Regions from separate parts of the Homo sapiens genome. Here region 2 is linked to region 1. Evidence: chromatin loops called from intact Hi-C (ENCODE). Cell type or tissue: A673. All regions are shown on one strand. Each heading gives the region's core, and the rest is flanking DNA. Links, peaks and the distances in the headings are about the cores only.

What was found. A loop is a pair of places that touch in the nucleus more often than their neighbours do. Peaks named below come from ENCODE experiments on the same cell type or tissue, not always from the same donor. Only the 100,000 strongest peaks of a DNase experiment are listed, where the experiment ranks them.
Region 2: a loop joins it to region 1, with 4 times the contacts of the local background. A loop is called at or near these places in 2 of 110 quality-filtered maps.

The regions. Positions count from the first base shown.
Region 1 is chr15:42,369,918-42,382,080 of GRCh38, forward strand. All of the region lies in intron 1 of CAPN3 (calpain 3), which reads left to right. Among named protein-coding and RNA genes, the nearest start is that of CAPN3, 16 kb to the left of the region's middle. In A673, for the core only: no CTCF peak of the experiment used is centred there; no DNase peak of the experiment used is centred there.
Region 2 is chr15:42,312,206-42,320,205 of GRCh38, forward strand. The region is part of intron 10 of GANC (glucosidase alpha, neutral C); the gene reads left to right. It also overlaps the pseudogene BNIP3P5. Among named protein-coding and RNA genes, the nearest start is that of TMEM87A, 43 kb to the left of the region's middle. In A673, for the core only: no CTCF peak of the experiment used is centred there; a DNase peak (open chromatin) is centred at 3,596.

The sequences.
Region 1 (12,163 bases), core at 1,817-9,816:
GCTGGAGTGCAATAGCGCGATCTTGGCTTACTGCAACATACATCTCCTGGGTTCAATTCATTCTCCTGCCTCAGCCTCCCAAGTAGCTGAGATTACAGGTGCCCGGCACCACGCTTGGCTAATTTTTGTATTTTTAGTAGAGATGGGGTTTCACCATGTTGGCCAGGCTGGTCTCGAACTCCTGACCTCAGGTGATCCACCTGCCTCAGCCTCCCAAGGTGCTGAGATTACAGGCGTGAGTCACTGCGCCTGGTCTCACATCAGCACTTTCAAGTTGGAAGCTTTCTGTCCATACCAGACGGTCTCTTGCTCTAATGACCTCTTCCATGTGCCCCACTGCCTCTAAAATTAATACTGACTCCTGTGTATCTTCTCAGCCAGGAGTCATTTGACCTGTGTTACTCAGTTCTGAAAAGAAGAAATCCTAGGTTGGCACACAAAAAAAAGTTACTCCATGCCAGCATGAGAAGAGAGGGAGGGGGCTGAATCACAGAAAAACCTAGGCTGTGGCAGGAAGCTCTCTGCTCCTAGTGCCTACGACCCAGTTGTTTCTTCTCCCAGGAAAATTATATATCTTTCCAATGAAGCTGGCTCAGCGAGTGGTCTGCTTGTGATCTGCTTTAAGAGTGTTACCTTCTGTCAGACAGTTTACAGAGAAGTGAGGTCACTGTCCTAGCCACAGAGAGGAAGAACTGGGGGCATTGTGCAGAGTGGATAAAACAGCTAGAGTTAGAACCAAACAGACCCGGTCTGAACACTGACTCGGCCACTAGCAAGTCACATAAGTAAGTCACATTTTTTAAGTTTCGCTTTTCTCTTCTGTAATGAGGATAAGGATATTCCCATCATAGGGCTGTTTTGAGTGGCATTCAGCGTCCTAGTAGGTGTGCAAGGTAAGGTAGCAATTACTATTAGCATAGGCAGCAAAGGGTAGGAGCATAACACAATGATGTTATGACTTCATAACATCAGAGCACATAACATCAGAGCACAGGCTCTGAAGTCAGGCAAACTTCATTCAAATCCCAGCTCCACCGATTAACGATGTGACCTCAGGCAAATTATTGACCATTCCGAGGTCTCAGTTTCTGCATCTGTGAGAAGAAAATGAAAATTCCTACTTTCATAGAGTTGTTGTAAGGATTAAATGAGATTCTATACATAACATAATACAATGAGTCAATAAATAATGATGATAGTAACTGAAAGACAAAACGAGGTACCCATTTGAGAGCCAGCCTTCTGTCTACTCAGCAGAGAATCATGATAGTGTCATCACGGGGGTAGGGGGGATGGGGAAGGTGCATATGTTTCAGTGAAAGTGACAATTATATAAGTAACTTTTAGGAGCAACTTCTATTATATTCTACAAGACAGCAGCTCCTCCTGGGGGTCATGATGGGGACAGAGCTGTAGACATCATGGTGAACAAATTAAAGTGACTCAGCAGTTTAATGCTGACAATGAGAGGGGCTGGGACAGAAATGGCCAAGAAATACAAGAAAAGATGCATTTTCCTAATTATAAATAAGGCAAAGCATCTTTTTTGTACACTTGTCTGTTCCTTGATCATCTGTATTTCACTGTACATGAAACACCTGCTAATGCCTTTTGCTGATTTTTCTACTGAGTTGTCTTTTTCAATTTGAATTGTAGGCATTCTTTATATATCCTGGATACTAATCCTTTCTTGGTTAGATGTGTTACAGATACCTTCTCCCACCTTGTGACTTGCCTCTTCACTCTCTCAAGAATACTTTTTTAGGCTGGGCGTGGTGGCTCATACCTGTAATCCCAGCACTTTGGGAGGCCGAGATGGGCAGATCACCTGAGGTCAGGAGTTCGAGACCAGCCCGGCCAATATGCTGAAACCACATCTCTACTAAAAATACAAAAATTAGCTGGACATAGTGGCGGGAGCCTGTAATCCCAACTACTCGGGAGGCTGAGGCAGGAGAATCGCTTGAACCCAGGAGACAGAGGTTGCAATGAGCCAAAATCCTAGTACTGCACTCTAGCCTGGGTGACAGAGCAAGACTCCATCTTAAAAAAATTAAAAAAAAATCTTAAAAATTAAAAAAAAAAAGGCTGTTGGGACTTTTATTGCAGTTACATTGAATCAATATGGGAAGAATACACATCTTGACAATATTGAGTCTTCCTATCCATGAAGCAGGGATGTTTCTCCATTTAAATAGGTGTCTTTTAATAAAAGTTTTATAATTTTCTCAGTGACATCTTTAACATTTTTTTTTCTTTGAGATGGAGTTTCGTTCTTGTTGCCCAGGCTGGAGTACAATGGTGCAATCTCGGCTCACTGCAAACATCACCTCCCAGGTTCAAGCAATTCTCCTGCCTCAGCCTCCCAAGTAGCTGGGATTATAGGCATGCACCATAATGCCTGGCTAATTTTGTATTTTTAGTAAAGACAGAATTTCACCATGTTGGTCAGGCTAGTCTCAAACTCTTGACCTCAGGTGACCCCCTACCCTTGGCCTCCCAAAGTGCTGGGATCACAGGTGTGAACCACTGCGCCCAGCCTGCCTTGAACATCTTTTGTCAGATTTATTCCTAGGCATCTTTTAACAAAAATGGTTAAACAAAAGTCACTTTTTTTGTTGTTTTTTTTGAGTCAAGGTCTCATTCTTTCACCCAGGCGGTGGCTCACACGTGTAATCCCAACACTTTGGGAGGCCGAAGCAGGCGGATTACCTGAAGTCAGGACTTCAAGACTAGCCTGGCCAACATGGTGAAACCTCGTCTCTACTAAAAATACAAAAATTAGCCAGGCGTGATGGTGGGTGCCTGTAATCCCAGCTACTTGGGAGGCTGAGGCAGGAGAATCAGTTGAACCCAGGAGGCGGAGGTTGCAGTGAGCCGAGATCGTGCCACTGCACTCCAGCTTGGGTGACAGAGGGACACTCCATCTCAACAACAAAAAAATTATTTTAAGCTATTATTTACCCTGTAATGCCAAAGTCATGGTTTCGACCAGCCACGGTGGCTCACACCTGCAATCCCAGCACTTTGGGAGGCTGAAACGGGCAGATCACCTGAGGTCAGGAGTTCAAGACCAGCCTAGCCAATATGGTGAAACCCAATCTCTATTAAAAATACAAAAATTAGCCAGGCATGGTGGTGTCTGGGTGCCTGTAATCCCAGATATTTGGGAGGCTGAGGCGGGAGAATTGCTTGAACCCAGGAGGTGGAGGTTGCAGTGAGCCGAGATCATGCCACCGCACTCCAGCCTGGGTGACAGAGCAAGACCCTATCTCAAAAATAAATAAATAAATAAGTAAAGTCATTGGTTTTCAACTTTAGTGGACATAAGACTCTCCTGGTGAGCCTATTCAAAATGCAGAGTCCCAGACCCCTACCAAATCCTCAGGTCTGGGATGGGCCCTGGGAATCTGTATTTTCAACTGGCAGACCAGATGATTCTGATGCATGAAGTTCAAAGATCACACTTTGAGAAGCACAGAGTAGACAAAGGCCATCAGGCATTCATGAGCAGACAGGGAGACTGGGTGTCCTCCTAGCGGGCAAGCTGCCAGGCCTGAGTTTCCTCCCATGTCAGCTCCCTGCTCTTACATTAGAGCTGCCTATTTAAGCACAGTGAAAGTTGAAAAGGCTGGGCTTTCTTATGAATATAATTCCCACATGACACACATTCATCTGCTTTCCCCATCCACCACATTCTCTGCCCTAAAGGTCCTGAATTTGCAACAGTGGATATCTGCTCACTGCCACTGGGACCTACTCTAACAGGGACTTCCATCTGCAGTCAAGTTACCTACCCTCTGCATCATTTTCACAGATGAGAGTCCCTAAATGACTGGTCAAGGTCTTTGAGGGGTGGGCCAGGGACATCAGGAGTGTGAAGGCGTCATTACCCCCAAACAATGGCATGGAGCAGATTCCTCCTATGCATTCAGTAGCCTGTATAGGATTAGTATATCAGAAGGCCCCATGCTATAGCCCTTTGATCACCAGTGTCAAAGGCATGAACATCTTTTGCTGAGACAAAGTAAGCCTCTCTGTAACTATAGTAATATTTTCTTTTTAGAGGAAGAATCCCAGCAAAGGGTGATGAAGGTTCCCTAAAGGTCCTCAGACCACTGCGGTCTGTCCTGAGGCTGTCCTTGGAACTCTCTCTCCCCTCCCTGGCTCCCTCTCACAGAGTTGCCCCTAGACCACGGGCTCAGGGGCCTCCAGTCAAAGCTGCTGACTCTGACCATGCATGGTGCTGCTGAGGGTGGAAGAGCTATATTAGGCTCCAGGCCATTCACAAGAGGATTAGGCGTGGACTGAGGGTGCAGTGGGAAAGAGGCAGCAGGGAAGGCCCAGCTCTACTCCCAGAGCATTCGCCATGCCCTACCTGCTGTCAGGATTCTTCTGTGACTGTGTGATCCAAGAGAGGGACAGGAGAAATGGAGAGGGCACCATCGCACAGCCCCTCAAGTTTGAGGGGCAGGATTTTGTCGTTCTCAAAGATGTCTGGCCCAGAAGTGCCTCTTTGAAGATTGTGTGTTCCTAGCAGGTGTTCAGGCCCTGGCCTCCCATGAGCTGAGCCACAAAACCAAGATTTAGGCCATCACATGGAAAAGGCCAAAGGTAGGGATGGAGGGGATGGGACTTCAGGAGCCAGCTCTTGGGGAACAAGAAGCCAAGTGATCCAGAGCCTGAGGCCATGGATCCCTCCTCTGGGCAATTGACTTATCAAGGGTCTCTTTATCCAAAATACCTTTCTGCTCCTTCCTGAAACTGGAGATGTTATTTTCTATTCCTGAGCTAGAGATTATTATAATACTTTATGGGTCCCTGAAATCGTAAATATTTTTAGGGAGCTAATGCATTGTAATCGAATATCATGTCTCTTTTTTTTTTTTTTTTTTTTTTTTGAGAGAGAGACTTGCTCTGTCACCCAGGCTGGAGTGCAGTGGCTTGATTATAGCTCACTGCAGCCTCAACCCCCCAGGCCCAAACAGTGATCCCACTTCACACCTCAGCCTTCCAAGTAGCTGGGACCCCAGGCATGTGCCACCACATTTTTATTTGTTTAAATAAAAATTTATTTATTTATTTATTTATTTATTTATTTATTTATTTATTTATTTATAGAGATGGGGCCTCACTATGTTGCCCAGGCTGGTCTCAAACCCCTCGGCTCAAGCAATCCTCTTGCCTAGGCCTCCCAAAGTGCTGGGACTACAGGCAAGATCCATTTCACCTGGTCTCATGTGTCTTTTTCAGAGCAGGTGTTTTGGGGTGGGAGAGTAGAGTGGTTAGAAGTACTAAGGCTCACAGTTTCCGGGAGAGTTCTGTGGAAGGTGGTGAACAGTAAAGAAATGGAAGGATGGAGACCTGCCTTCTTAATCTTTCACCTAAGGCTTGTTCATTCATGTGCTGTCGCTTCTGTTTAAACAGAAAGGTCCGTGCTGAGCAGCCAGACTCCTTACGGGATGAAGCAGTTTGTGTCAGGCTACCTTATGGCGCAACCGAGAAGCCCCTTGTGTCAACTTGAGTGGGTGAAAGTGCTTGGGAGTGTGTAGCACAAGGCCCTTCTTCCTGCTTGGAGAGGCTCAGAGCTCCAAAAAGGGTTCACTGCATTTAGAGCAGGCAAGAAACTCTCTAGACCAGTAGGCTCTGAGGAGGGCATATACAGCCCAGTAGATCTGCAAGATGATCCATTGGAGTGGATGAAAAAACTATTAGAAGTATTTATATCTATTTTTTAAATAAACTGTAAATTTCAGAATGGTTTTAGATTTACAGGAAAAAATTGTGAAGATGGTACAGAGTTCTCATATACCTTGCAGCCATTTCTTCCTATTACCAACATCTTGCATTAGTACAGTACATTTGCTACAATTAAATTAGCCAGTGTTAATATATTATTATTAGCTGAAGTCCATACTTTTCCTTAGTTTTTTGTCTGATGTCCTTTTTCTGTTCCAAGATCCCACCCAAGATATGACATTACATTTAGTAGTAACGTCTCCTTAGCCTTCTCTTGGCTGTGACAGTATCTCTGCCTTCTCTGGTGTTTTATGACCTTCACAGTTTTTTAAAGAGTACTCGTCAGGTATTCTGTAACATAATGACCCTCAATTGGCATTTGTCTGCGGTTTTTCTCCTTATGGGCTTAAGGGTTTGGGGGAGGAAGACCACAGGGTAAAGTGCCGTTTTTGTCACATTATATATCAAGGATGCGGGCAATAAACATGCCTTCTCATTGTGGTGTTGACCTTGGTCATGTGGCTGAAGTAGTGCTTGTCAGGTTTCTTTACTGTGAAGTTACTTCTTCCCCTCTTTTCATACTATACTCTGGAAGCAAGACACTAAGCATAAGCCCATACTTAAGCAAGGGGGAATTGTGCTCTGCCCTCTTGAGGGCAGAGAATCTGCATCAATTATTGGGAATCATTCTGCATGGGAGCTTTGTCTATTCTCCCCATTTGTTTATTTATTCAGTCACTTGTTTATATCAATATGGACTCATGGATCTTGATTTTTATTTTAAGTCGTAATCCAATACTGCTTTATTTTGTTGCTTAGGTTGTCCCAGCTTTCTTCACTGGGAGCTCTCAGTTGGCTCCTGTGTCTATTTAACATACCCTAATTGTTTGTGGGTTTTTTTTTTTTTCCTTGAGCACTTTCTTACTTTCTGGCACTACCAGCTCATAATGTGTATCTCCTGCCCCAATCCTAGAATCAGTCATTTCTCCAAGGAGCACTGGTTTCTTTTATTGAAAAAGGTATTAGATATCAAGATCTGGTTGCTAAGTCTGCTCATTGCTACCGGAGTGTGATTGCTTCTGTTCCTCTCAGCTTGTAGAGAAAGGAGATATGTGTGTGTACTAAGCCAGCTGTATACACATATCTATAATATTTCTATGTATAACCATCTCACATATCTGTAAATATTTCTATATAAAGCCATTTGTATCTATACTAAGCTAAACATGAGTTCACACTGACATAACTAAATATTTCTTGGCTTAGTGTGTTAATATAAAAGGAATATTTTTAAATTTCGAATTCCAGTTGTTCATTGCTGGTATATAGAAAACTAATTGGTGTTTATATACTAACTTGGAATCTTGCAACTGAGCTATACTCACTTATTAGTTCCCAGTGGATTTTTTTGGGTCATTTGTTTGGAATTTTCTACATAGACAATTGTGTCATCTGTAAATAAAGATAGTTTTTTTTTTGTTTCCAATATTTATATCTTTCATTTCTTTTTCTTATCTTGTTGCATTAGCTAGGACTTCCAGTAGGACACTGAATAGGAGTGGTACAGGAGGACATCTTGCTTTGTTCCTAGTCTTAAGGGGAAAGCATCTAGTTTCTCACCCTTAAGTATGAAGTTAGCTGTTATTATTTTTGAAAGTGGATGATCGTTACCAAGTTGAGGACATTCTCCTCTCTTCCTAGTTAGCTGAGAGGTTTTTTTAAATCATGAATGGGTGTCAGATTTTGTCAAGGGCATTTTCTCCATCAATTAATATGGTTATATAATTGCTTTTCTTAGCCTGTTGATGTGGTAAATTACATTAATTGATTTTTGAATGTTGAACAAACCTTGTACCTCAAATAAATCCCACTTGGTCATGGTGTCTGTTTATACATTGTTGTATTTGAGTTGCTCATATTTTGTTGAGGATTTTGCTTCTATGTTCATAACAGATATTGGTCTGTAGTTTTCCTTTATTAGAGTATCTTTTACTGGCTTGCATATTAGGATAATGCTGGCCTGATAGAATGAGTTAGGAAGTGTTCCCTCTGCTTCTATTTTATGGAAGATATTGTGGAAAATTCATATTATTTCTTCCTTGAATATTTGGTAGAATTCATTAGTGAAACCATCTGGTTCTGGTGCCTTCTTTTTTGGAGGGTTATTAATTATTGACTCAATATTCTTGATAGGTATAGTGCTATTCAGATTATCTAATCCTCGAATGAATTTTGGTAGCTTTTGTCATTCAAGAAATTTGTCAGTTTCACCTGTTATCAAATTTGTGAGCATGGAGCTGTCCATATATTCCCTTATTATCCCTTTAATGTCCAAAAGTTCAGTAGTGATTGCAGGAGTCTGTCCTGCAGACCCCAGCTCGTGCGACGGATGAATAACATACCAAGACACCAATATTTAGTGAAAGAGCAGCTAGGGGTCCAAGCCGCTCACAGATACTAAGGAAGGTGCTGTGAAGAGTCAGCAGCCACGGCCCTGACTAGCTAGCCCTGTGGGCATTTATTTAGCACAGTTTTAATGACAAAGGCTTTGAGTCAACACACCTGTGGGTAATTAATCTGGTTGCCCCCACCCCGGGGGGAGCTATCCTGCCGTGAGTGATCAAAAGTTAGTTTTAGGACCACATGAGTAAACAAGCTCTTTAGATAAACTCCTCTACATTCCTATGTATCTGTGCCCTAAGCTATTAAGTGGATTCGGCTGCCTTCAGCCAAACACTTTATGCAAACCTCTAGGCCTTCCAAGAGGGTTTGTGTTTATATCCTATAAATTCATCTTAAAATTTTTGCCACCAGCCTGACTGAACTCCCAAAAGTGATAACCTCTCCTTCATTTTTAATATTAGTAATTTGTGTTTTCATTTTTCTTGTTTAGCATGGCTAAAGGTTTATCAATTCTATTGATCTTTCCAAAGAACCATTTTTGTTTTCATTGACTTTCTATTGTTTTCTTGTTTTTTATTTCATTCATTTCTGCTCTGATTTTTTATTGTTTCTTTTCTTCTGCTTGCTTTAGGCTTAAGTATCTCTTCTATAGTGTACTAAGATGGAATATTGCTTATTGATTTTTCTTTTCTTTCTTTTCTAACTTATGCATTTAATGCTATAACTTTCCCTTTAAACACTGCTTTTGTTGCATCCCACAAATTTTGATGTTATATTTTTATTTTCACTTAGTTAAAAACATTTTGTAAGTTCTTTTGAAATTTCTTCTTTGACCCTTGTGTTATTTAGAACTGTGTTGTTTGGTTTCCAAATAATTTGGGATTTTTCAACTATCTTTTTGTTATTGATTTCGAGTATCATTCCACTGTGGTCTGTGAAGACACTGTAGGCTTTCTATTCTTTTAAATTGGTTGCCGGACGCAGTGGCGCACCCCTATAATCCTAGCACTTTGGGAAGCTGAAGCAGGTGGATCATGAGGTCAGGAGTTCGAGACCAGCCTGACCAACATGATGAAACTCCGTCTCTACTAAAAATACAAAAATTAGCCAGGCATGGTGGCATGCATCTGTAATCCCAGCTACTCAGGAGGCTGAGGCAGGAAAATCGCTTGAACCGGGAGGTAGAGGTTGCAGTGAGCCAAGATCGCACCACTGCACTCCAGCCTGGGTGACAGAGAGGGACTCTGTCTCAAAAAAAAAAAATTGGTTAAGGTGTGTTTTATGGCTCAGAATGTGTTCTGTCTTACTGACTTGTTACCTATGAATTTGAGAAAATGGTTTGTTCTGCTATTGTTGGATGTAGAATTCTATTAATGTCAATTTGATCCAGTTGGTTGATAGTGTTGTTCAGGTCAACAATATCCTTATTGCTTTTCTGCCTGCCTGCTTGATCTATAATTACTGAAAGAGAGTGTTGACATCACCAACTATAATACTGGATTTGTCTATTTCTCCTTTCAGTTCTATCACTCTTTGCCTCATGTATTTTGACACTGTTGTTAGGTGCACACACATTTAAGATTGTATGTCTTCTTGGAAAATTGACCAATTGACCTTTTCATCTATATGTAATGCCTCTCCTTATCTCTGATAATTGTCCTTGTTCTGAAGTCTGCAGTTTCTGAAATTAATACAACTCCAACTTTCTTTTGATTATTGTTAGCATGATATATCCTTCTTTATCTATGAGTTTTTATATTTAAAGTGGGTTTCTTGGCCAGGCATGGTGGCTCACGCCTGTAATCCCAGCACTTTGGGAGGCCAAGGCGAGCACATCACCTGAGGTCAGGAGTTTGAGACCAGCCTGGCCAACATGGTGAAACCCCATCTCTACTAAAAATACAAAATTAGCCGAGCATGATGGTGCATGCTTGTAATCGCAGCTACTCAGGATGCTGAGATGGGAGAATTGCTTGAAACCGAGAGGCGGAGACTGTGCCATTGCATTCCAGCCTGGGCGACAAGAGCGAAACTCTGTCTCAAAAAAATAAATAAAGTGGGTTTCTTGCAGACAACATATAGTCGAGTCTTGTTTTTATCCACTTTCACAGCCTTTGTCTTTTAATTGGTGTATTTTGATCATTCACATGTAAGTGATTATAATATAGTTAGATTACTACCTACATGTTTATAACTGATTTCCATTTATTGCATTTGTTCTTGTCCCTGCCCCTTTTTCTGGCTTCTCTGATTTAACTGAAAGTTTTATATTTTATCCTATTTTATCCTTTTACCTCTTCTTTTTTGTCTTTTTTTTTTTTTTTTTTTTTTTTTTTTTGAGACAGGGTCTGGCTTCTGTCACCCAGGCTGGAGTGCAGTGGTATGATCTTGGCTCACTGCAACCTCTGCCTCTTGAGCTCAAGCAATCCTCCTATCTCAGCCTCCTGAGTAGCTGGGACTACAGGTGCATGCCACAATGCCAAACTAATATGTTTGTATGTGTGTGTGGGTGTGTGTGTATGTGTGTATGTATATATATGTATGTGTATATATATATGTATGTATATGTGTGTGTATATATATATATATGGCCCCATTCTTCTCAGCTTCATGGAGTCTTGGCATTCCTGTGACACAGTTCAAACGGGGTCTCTCCCCCCACCTTCCCCATATATATATATATATATATATATTTTTTTTTTTTTTTTTTTTGTAAAGATGGGGTTTTGCCATGTTGCCCAGGCTGGCCTCAAACTCCTGAGCTTAAGCAGTCTGCCCACCTTGGCCTCCCAAAGTGCTGGGATTACAGGTGTGAACCACGGCACCCGGCCTTATCTCCTCTCTTGGTGTATCAATTATATTTATTTTTTCAATTCTAGTGGTCATGCTAGAGTTTCCAGTATACGTTTTCAACCAAGTCCACCCTCAAATAACACTATACCATTTAGTTTGTACTCTAGGTACTTTATAACAGAGAACAAAGTATTACCATTTCCTTCCTTTCTTTGCTTATGACATTACTGTCATTTGTTTCTCTTATCTGTATGCTATAATTGCCCAATACATTGTTTTTATTATGATTTAACTAAGTTACCCTTTAGATTAAGAATTTAAAATCAAGATTTTATTTTATCTTCATTTATTTATTTCCTCTCCAGTGCTCTTCCTTTCTTTATGTGGGTCCAAGTTCCTGACCTGTATCATTTTTCTTCTCCCTAAAGAACTTCTTTTAACATTTCTTGCATGGCAGGTCTGCTGGCAATGAATTTCCTCTACTTTTGTTTGTCTGATTAAGCTGCAGAATAACAATATTAATAATATCACTACCAAAATAATTCCTGAAAACAGTTTACAGTCTTTCCATAGGCTTTCTTCTTTCTCCTTTGATTTAAAATGGTTTTAAATAGTTGTTCATTGCCCGAACACTATAGGCAATATATTACATACTTTACATCCTCCCTTTAATCATCAGGTACTTTGTTGGGTTTTTGTTTTTTCTGAGACAGAGTCTCACTCTGTCGCCCAAGCTGGAGTGCAGTGGTGCGATCTTGGCTCACTGCAACCTCTGCCTTCAGGCTCAAGCAATTCTCCTGCCTCAGCCTCCCGAGTAGCTGGGACTACAGGCATGAGCCACCATGCCTGGCTAATTTTTGTATTTTTAGTAGAGACGAGGTTTCGTCATGTTGGCCAGGCTGGTCTCGAACTCCTGGCCTCGTGATCCGCCCACCTCAGCCTCCCAAAATGCTGTGATTACAGGTGTGAGTCATTGCACCCGGCCATCATGTAATTTTAAATCTACAAATAACGAAATACTGACTACTTATTCTCAGTCCTTATGTTAGTGTCCTTCTATACCTGGTTGTCTGAAGGTTATTCTCTAGTATATTCCTCAGGAAGAGCTCGTGGGAACAATATTCCCTGAATTCTTATGTATTAGAAAAGTTTGCCCACATCCCTTATTCTTGAAATGAATAAAGGAAGTCATATTGTATATACATCCTTGGTTCACATTTTCTTTCCT
Region 2 (8,000 bases), core at 1-8,000, 60 kb before region 1:
CAAAACAATCCTTAAAAAGAGAAACAAAGTTGAAAAATTTATACTTCTTATATGATTTGGCTGTTTCCCCACCCAAATCTCATCATGAATTCCCCTGTTGTGGGAGAGACCCGGTGGGAGGTAATTGAATCATGGGGGCAGATCTTTCTCGTACTGTTCTCGTGATAGTGAATGAGTCTCATGAGATGTGATGGTTATAAAAAGGGGAGTTTCCCTGCACAAGCACTCTCTTTGCCTGCTGCTATTCACAGAAGATGTGACATGCTCCTCCTTGCCTTCGGCCACAATTGTGAGGCTTCCCCAGACATGTAGAACTGTAAGTTCTACAATTAAACTTCTTTCTTTTGTAGATTGCCCAGTCTTGGGTATGTCTTAAGCAGAGTGAAAATCAAATACAACTTCTCAATTTCAAACTTACTTCAAAGCTATGGCAATCAAAAGAACATGCCACTGCCCAGGCACGGTGGCCCATGCCTGTAATCCTGCACTTTGGGAGGCTGAGGTGGGTGGATCACTTGAGGTCAGGAGTTTGAGACCAGCCTGACCAACATGGCGAAAACCTGTCTCTACTAAAAATACAAAAATTGGCCAGGCATGGTGGTGGGCTGTAATCCAGCTACTCGGGAGGCTGAGGCAGAAGAATCGATTGAACCCACAAGGCGAGGTGGAGGTTGCAGTGAGCCAAGATCATGCCACTGCACTCCAGCCTGGGTGACAAAGCAAGACTCCGTCTCAAAAAAAAAAAAAAAAAAGAACATGCTACTGGAATAAGGATAGACATACAGACCAGTGAAATAGAATTGAGAATCTAGAAGTAAACCCATACGCTTATGGCCACCCAAAACACTGGGATTACAGGCACAAGCCACAGTGCTTTGTCCATGTCACCATTATAATTTCAATAAAGGTTCATGACCATTCGATGAAGAAGAAATAGTCTCTTGAGCATATGGTGTGAGACAGTTGGATATCTACTTGCAAAAGAATGAAGTTGGACTCCTATATTCAAAAATATGTTATATGTGTATCATATACAAAAAAATAAAATGGTTCAACTATATAAGAGCTAAAACCATAAGACTCTCAGAAGAAAACAGGTAAATCTTCATGAACTTGGATTTGGCAGTGGATTCTTAGATATGACAACAAAATCGTGAGGAACAATGACAAGAAACACATGTTAGAATTCACTAACATTAAAAACTTTTGTGCATCAAAGAACATAAAGTGAAAAAGCAACCTACAGAATGGGAGAAAATGTTTGCAGATTGTATATCTGATATGGGTCTCTTATCCAGAATACATGAAGAACTGTCTACCACTGAGCAACAAAAAGACAGGCTGAGCACTGGGCCCATATCCCTCATGCTCGTCTGCCACTGAGGGCGCATGCAGCCTCTAGACCACAACCAAACAGTGACCCAGACTGCTACAGCCACCTTCTGGGCACCATATCACAGAGCAGGGACCCCAGGCTGTAGGGAAAGAGCTTGCAGGGCTCCTGGATAGAACTGTACTTTAGCAATGATAGGAAGGGGAACAGTGCTCCAACATCAGTTTCTGTTTATAATGGTGACATGGGCTGGGCACAGTGGCTCACGCCTGTAATCCCAGTGCTTTGGGAAGCCTCCAAAGTGCTTCCTTGAATTCAAGTAATCCTCTGCCTTGCTTCCCAGAGAAAGGCTGCAGTAAGCACTGTTCATGCTGCTGCTCTCCCGCCTAGACAACAGAGCGAGACCCTATCTCTAAAAACAACAGCAACAACAACAACAAAATTAATGTAATAGTGACATGGAAAAAATACAGCTGGATGCTTAAAATGAATTTGGACAGAGTAGCTCCAAAAGTTCTGTGACAGCCTACCTCTTTTACAGACATTGGAGAAAAATAGCTCTCAGTCTGAGGAAGATACTGAGAAAAGGAAAGAAGTTGAAAGCATCTTGAAGAAAAATTCAGATTGGATATGGGATTGGACAAGTTGGCCAGAAAATATTCCCCACAAGGAGTTCCTCTTTAAAGCACCTGAAGCACGTAGCTACCCAGCATGGAATTTAAAGCCTGATGAGGAAAGGGGGCATTTTCTCAGCAGAATTTCCAAAGGGTTTTGCTGCTGTCTCATCTGGTGGCCATGGGATTGGGGATCTATATTGGAAGGCATCTGACAACTTCTACCAGCACCTTTTGATGAATAATTTGAATCCAGCTTTGTGCGTATAGTGGGGATTTCTATCTGAGCTTGTGACACAGCTAACTCAGGAGCTGTTATGGTCCTTGGGTGGCTGTTTCACTTGTTTTTATTTGTTCTGTAAATACTGCTTTCCTAATTTAGTAAAATGAAAGAATAGACACTAAAATCACACTGACCTATACTTATACCTATAGAATCAGTTAATAAGGGTATCAGACTGATTAATATCTACTGTAACAATTTGGCAGTGAGTTTTCTTTGGATATTAGTATAAATATGTAAGTATCGTTTTAATATATTAGTCATGATATAGCATTTTAAAAATTATCTGTAACCTGAATTCTGTTAAAACACTTTATATTCCAAAAGAATGAATGACAGTGATATTAAAATCACTACATTAAAGGGTTTGCCCAGAATAAATATTGTGGCCTTACTTACACTACTGTGGAAAATATTATGTTTAATTTAAATAAATGCAGGTTGTCTACTAAGACTACACTTAACTATGGTAATTGTTCTTAATAAATAGAGAACAAGTTACAGCTACAAATGCCACCATACACTTCATACACCAAATTGTTCTCACTTTTGCAGCATAAGGACTTCAACCTCCAACTATTAGGTAATCAACTTGGATAATGTGTCTGTCAAAGGCACGTACTCAGTATCTTTTCCTCTTTATCACTCTGGATTGCTGAATTTAATCCTATCCTTTGTGCTCAACTTTTTTGTGCTGTTAAAATCAGCTTTATCCTAAGCATATCTGTATCTACTTTAAAAGATTGGAAATGGAAAAAAATAAATATTTGCCATATCCTTTAAAAAAAGAAAAGAAGCCATACTTTAAAAGACTAGAAATGGAAAATAAATAAATAAATCTTTACCAAATTCTTAAACAACAAAAAGATAAACAACCCAATTCTAAAATGAGCAAAGGATTTAAAGAGATAGTTCTCCAAAGAAGATAAATAAGTGAACAACAAACACATGAAAATATGCTCAGCATTGTTAGTCATTAGGAAAATGCAAATCAAAACCACAGTAAAATATCACTTCACACCCACTAGGATGGCTAAATCCAAAAAAATGGAAAAGCATAAGTGTTTACGAGGATGCAGAGAAATTGGAACATTGCTGGTGGAAATGTAAAATGGTTCAGCCATTGCAGAAAAGTTTGGCATTTCCTCAAAAAGTTAAACATAGAATTACCATATGACTCAGTATGATGGTTAATTTTATGTGTCAATTTGACTAGGTCGTGGTACCCAGGTATTCAAACACCAGTCTAGATGTCTCTGTGAAAGTATTTTTTAATGAGATTAACATTTAAGTCAGTAGACTTTGAGGAAAGCAGATTACTCTCCATAATGAGAGTGGGCCTCATCCAGTAGTTGAAGGCCTGGAGAAAAAGACTAAGGTCCCTGGGGAAAACAGAATGTCTCCAGCCTGCCTTCAGGCTCAAGCTGCAACATCAACTCCTCCCTGGTTTTCTAGTATGCCAGTATCTCCTGCAAAACTCAGACTTGCCAGCCCCTACAATCACACGAGCCAGTTACTTTAAATAAATAAGTATTTGTATCTCTCTCTGTGTATGTATACATATTTATAAGTATATAAATATATTCAATATAAATCCTATTAATTCTGTTTCTCTGAAAAACCCTGTGTTCTCTGAAGAACCCTAACTGATACACCCAGCAATTCTACTCCTAGATATATGCACAAGGGAATTGAAAGCAGGGACTCAACAGATACATGTATGCCAATGATCACTGTAGCATTATTCACAATTGTAGGGTCCAGCCCTATGGGGCTTAGTGGGTGTTGTCCCTATGTGCGGAGATGAGAGATTGTAAGAAATAAAGACACAAGACAAAGAGATAAAGAGAAAACAGCTGGGCCCAGGGGACCACTACCACCAAGACGCGGAGACTGGTAGTGGCCCTGAATGGCTGGGCGCGCTGATATTTATTGCATACAAGACAAGGGGGGCAGGGTAAGGAAGGTGAGTCGTCCAAGTGATTGATAAGGTCAAGCAAGTCACGTGATCATGGGACGGGGGCCCTTCCCTTTTAGGCAGCCAAAGCAGAGAGGGAAGGCAGCATTTTCTTCTATGCGTTTTCTTCTATGCACTTGTAAGAAAGATCAAGGACTTTAAGACTTTCACTATTTATTCTACCGCTATCTACTATGAACTTAAAAGAGAAACATGAAAGTGGACAAGGAACGTGACCATTGAAGCACAGCACTACAGGGAGGGGTTTAAGCCTCCAGATGACTGCTGGCAGGCCTGGATAATATCCAGCCTCCCACAGGAAGCTGGTGGAGCAGAGTGTTCCCTAACTCCTCCAAGGAAAGGAGACTCCCTTTCACTATCTGCTAATTAACGGGGCCTTCCCAGGTACTGGTGTTACCGCTTGACCAAGGAGCCCTCAAGCGGCCCTTATGCGGGCATGACAGAGGGCTCACCTCTTGCCTTCTAGGTCACTTCTCACAATGTCCCTTGAGTACCTGACCCTATACCCGCTGGTTATTCTAGGTTATATTAGTAATGCAACAAAGAGTAATATTAAAAGCTAATGATTAATAATGTTTACGCTAATGATTGATAATTGTCCATGATCATCTCTATATCTAATTTGTATTATAACTATTCTTTATTCTAACTATTTTCTTTATTATACTGCTACAGTTTGTGCCTTCAGTCTCTTGCCTCGGCACCTGGGTAATCCTTCGCCCACACATGATAGCCAAAAGGTAGAAACAATCCAAGTGCACATCAAAGATGAACACATAAACAAAATGTGGTATATACATGTAACAGAATATTATTCAGCTATAAAAAGAAATGAAGTTCTGATACATGCTGCAACATGGATGAACCTTGAAAATATGGAAAATGAAATAAGACACGAAAGGACAAGTATTATATAATCCACTTATATGAAGTAGCTATGATATGCAAATTTGTCAAGACAGAGATGAGAGGGGGCTGAGAGGTGTGAGTGTTAGGGAGTTACTGCTTAATGATTACAGAGTTTCTGCTTGGGGTGATGTAAAGGTTTTAGAAATAGTGGTAATGCTTGTACTACATGGTGAATGTAATTAATGCCATTGAATTGGACACTTGGAAATGGTTAAAATGGCAAATTTTGCTATATATATTTTAACACAATTTTTAAGAATCAATAATGTAATATGCCATAAAAACCCTCATTAAATTGTGCATTTTAGATGGGTAAATTGCATGGTACGTGAATTCAGTAAAGCTGTTAAAAGTATTGCAGCATCATTTCTGCTGCATTCAGTTGTTAAAAGCAAGCTAAGTCTAGCCCATGTTCAGTTCCAATTGTGATGGGAGGAATGACAATTTATGGATATGGGCACCCATGCAGGAATAAGTGCTATCAAAGCCCACCTGCAGCTACATTCAACATTGTTATTAGTGAGAATGCTGGTTTATGATAAAGCACTTCCAAAATACTGGATCTCCCACCATGTTCAAAGACAGTAAAGATTATTTGTTGACTCCTGCTGAGGGTTTAGCTCAATCATATACCATACCCTCCTCCGTCTCCCATCCAATCTAGTTATATCACAATTTTTGGTTAAATCAATATTCAATGTTTACATTTTTCACATGCTCAAGGGTGTCTGTTACTTTATCCAGTCTACTTCTTTCCCTGGAGACTTCCTTCCCTACCAGAGCTCTTCATCTTCCTCCTCCCATCTGGACCATTGTTCTCTAGGTTCCCTGCACAGCTTTCATCTCAGAACTTACCTTTGCTGTTTTCTGGTGTTGTATCCCTCCTTTCTTCAGTTCCCTGTTTTTCTCTTTTCTGGTTTATTCCCTTGCTGTGTTTATTTGTTTGTAGCATCTTCTGGTAGTTTCCTAAGAACATTTGCATTGGAGGTACTCTTTTTGCTTCCTTGCAGGTATGAAACCATCTTTTTTCCTACCTTTACCTTTGGCTGATAATTTGCCTGGCAAGACTGAATATTCTTTCTCTCAGAATTTGAAGGCATTTCTTTTACTGTCTTCTACCTTCTTGCTCCAAAACCATTCTTAATTCTATTCCTTTGTTCCTCTGTATATAATCTATCTTTTCTCTCTGAAATACCTTCTCTTTATCACTAACATTCCAAATTTCCAGTATTCTGAAATTTTGTAATAAAATCCCTTGATGGAGATCTTTTGTTTGTTTGTTTGAGTCAGGGTTTTGCTCTGTGCCCAGGTTGGAGTGCAGTGGTGTGATCATGGTTCACTGCAGCCTCAAGCTCCTGGGCTCAAGCGATCATCACACCTCAGAATCCTGAGTAGATGGGACTTAACAGGCATGTGCCACCATGCCCAACTAATTTTTTCATTTTTTATATAGGCAGGGTCTCCCTAGGTTACCCAGGCTGGTTTTAAAACCCTAGGCTCAAGGGATCCTCCCACCTCAGCTTCCCAAAGTGCTTTACAGGGATTACAGGTGTGAGCCACCATGCCTGGCCCTAGGTCTTTTAAAATAATTATTGTTCTGGATGTTAGATGTGGACCCCTTCAATCCTGAGAATTGTGTCCTTCAGTTCTGAGAAACTGTTTTGTATTATTCCTTAGATTAATTTTTCCCTTCCTTTTTTTCTTTCTACTCTACGGATTTTATAATCTCCTTTTCCTTTTTTGCCTAGTTTTTGAGCAATTTTCTCAATTTTATCTTCTAGGCTTTCCATTTATGCTATCATGTTTCTGCTTTCAAGGAGCTCTTTCTTATCCTCTGATGGTTCCTTGGTTTTTGTTTTCATTTTATGCAAAGCAATGGCAAAACATTTATTATCCTGAAATGTGTACATCCTATTTTTTTCAAGTAGCAAATTTGCTGGTAACATAATTTATTTAACCTGTTTCAGTCAGACAAACTCATGATCAATGCTGCTCTGTATAATTTCAAGTCTGATGAGCCTCTTTTTTGTTTTTTTGTTTTTAAACAAAAAACACTCTGTTGCCCAGGCTGGAGTGCAGTGGCGTGACCATGGCTCACTGCAGCCTCTAGCTCCTGGGCTCAAGCAATTCTTCCGCTTTAGCCTCCTGAGTAGCTGGGACTGTGGGCATGTGCTACATGCCCAGCTAATTCTTTTTATTTATTTATTTTAATTTTTTTGTTGAGATGGGGTCTTGCTCTGTTGCCCAGGTTAGTCTTAAACCCCTGGTCTCAAGCAATCCTCCTGCCTTAGCCTTCCAAAGCACTGAGATCTTCTAAGTATTTTTACCCCACTTCTAAAACTTGATGAGGAATTCAAAATAGCACACCACGTTAAATGACATTTATTGTTTTATAAATTGTATACAGGTTGAGTATTCCATGCTTGGGACTCTAGAGTGTTTCAGTTTTGGGATTATTTTGAATATTTTCATTAAACTTACTGGTTGAGCATCCCAATCTGAAAATCCAAAGCCCAAAATGCTCCAATGAGCATTTCCTTTGAGTGTCATGTTGGTGTTCAAAAAGTTTCAGATTTTAGAGGCCAGATTTGGTGGCTCATGACTGTAATCCCAGCACTTTGGGGAGCCAAGATGGGCGATCACCTAATGTCGGGAGTTTGAGACCAGCTTGGTCAACATGGTGAAACCCTCTGTCTACTAAAAGTACAAAAATTAGCTGGGCATGGTGGCATGCACCTGTAGTCCCAGCTACTCGGGAGGCTGAGGCAGGAAAATCGCTTGAACCCAGAGGCGGAGGTTGCAGTGAGCTGAGATCGTGCCACTGCACTCCAGCCTGGGCGACAGAGCTAAACTCCATCTTAAAAATAAATTAATTAATTAATT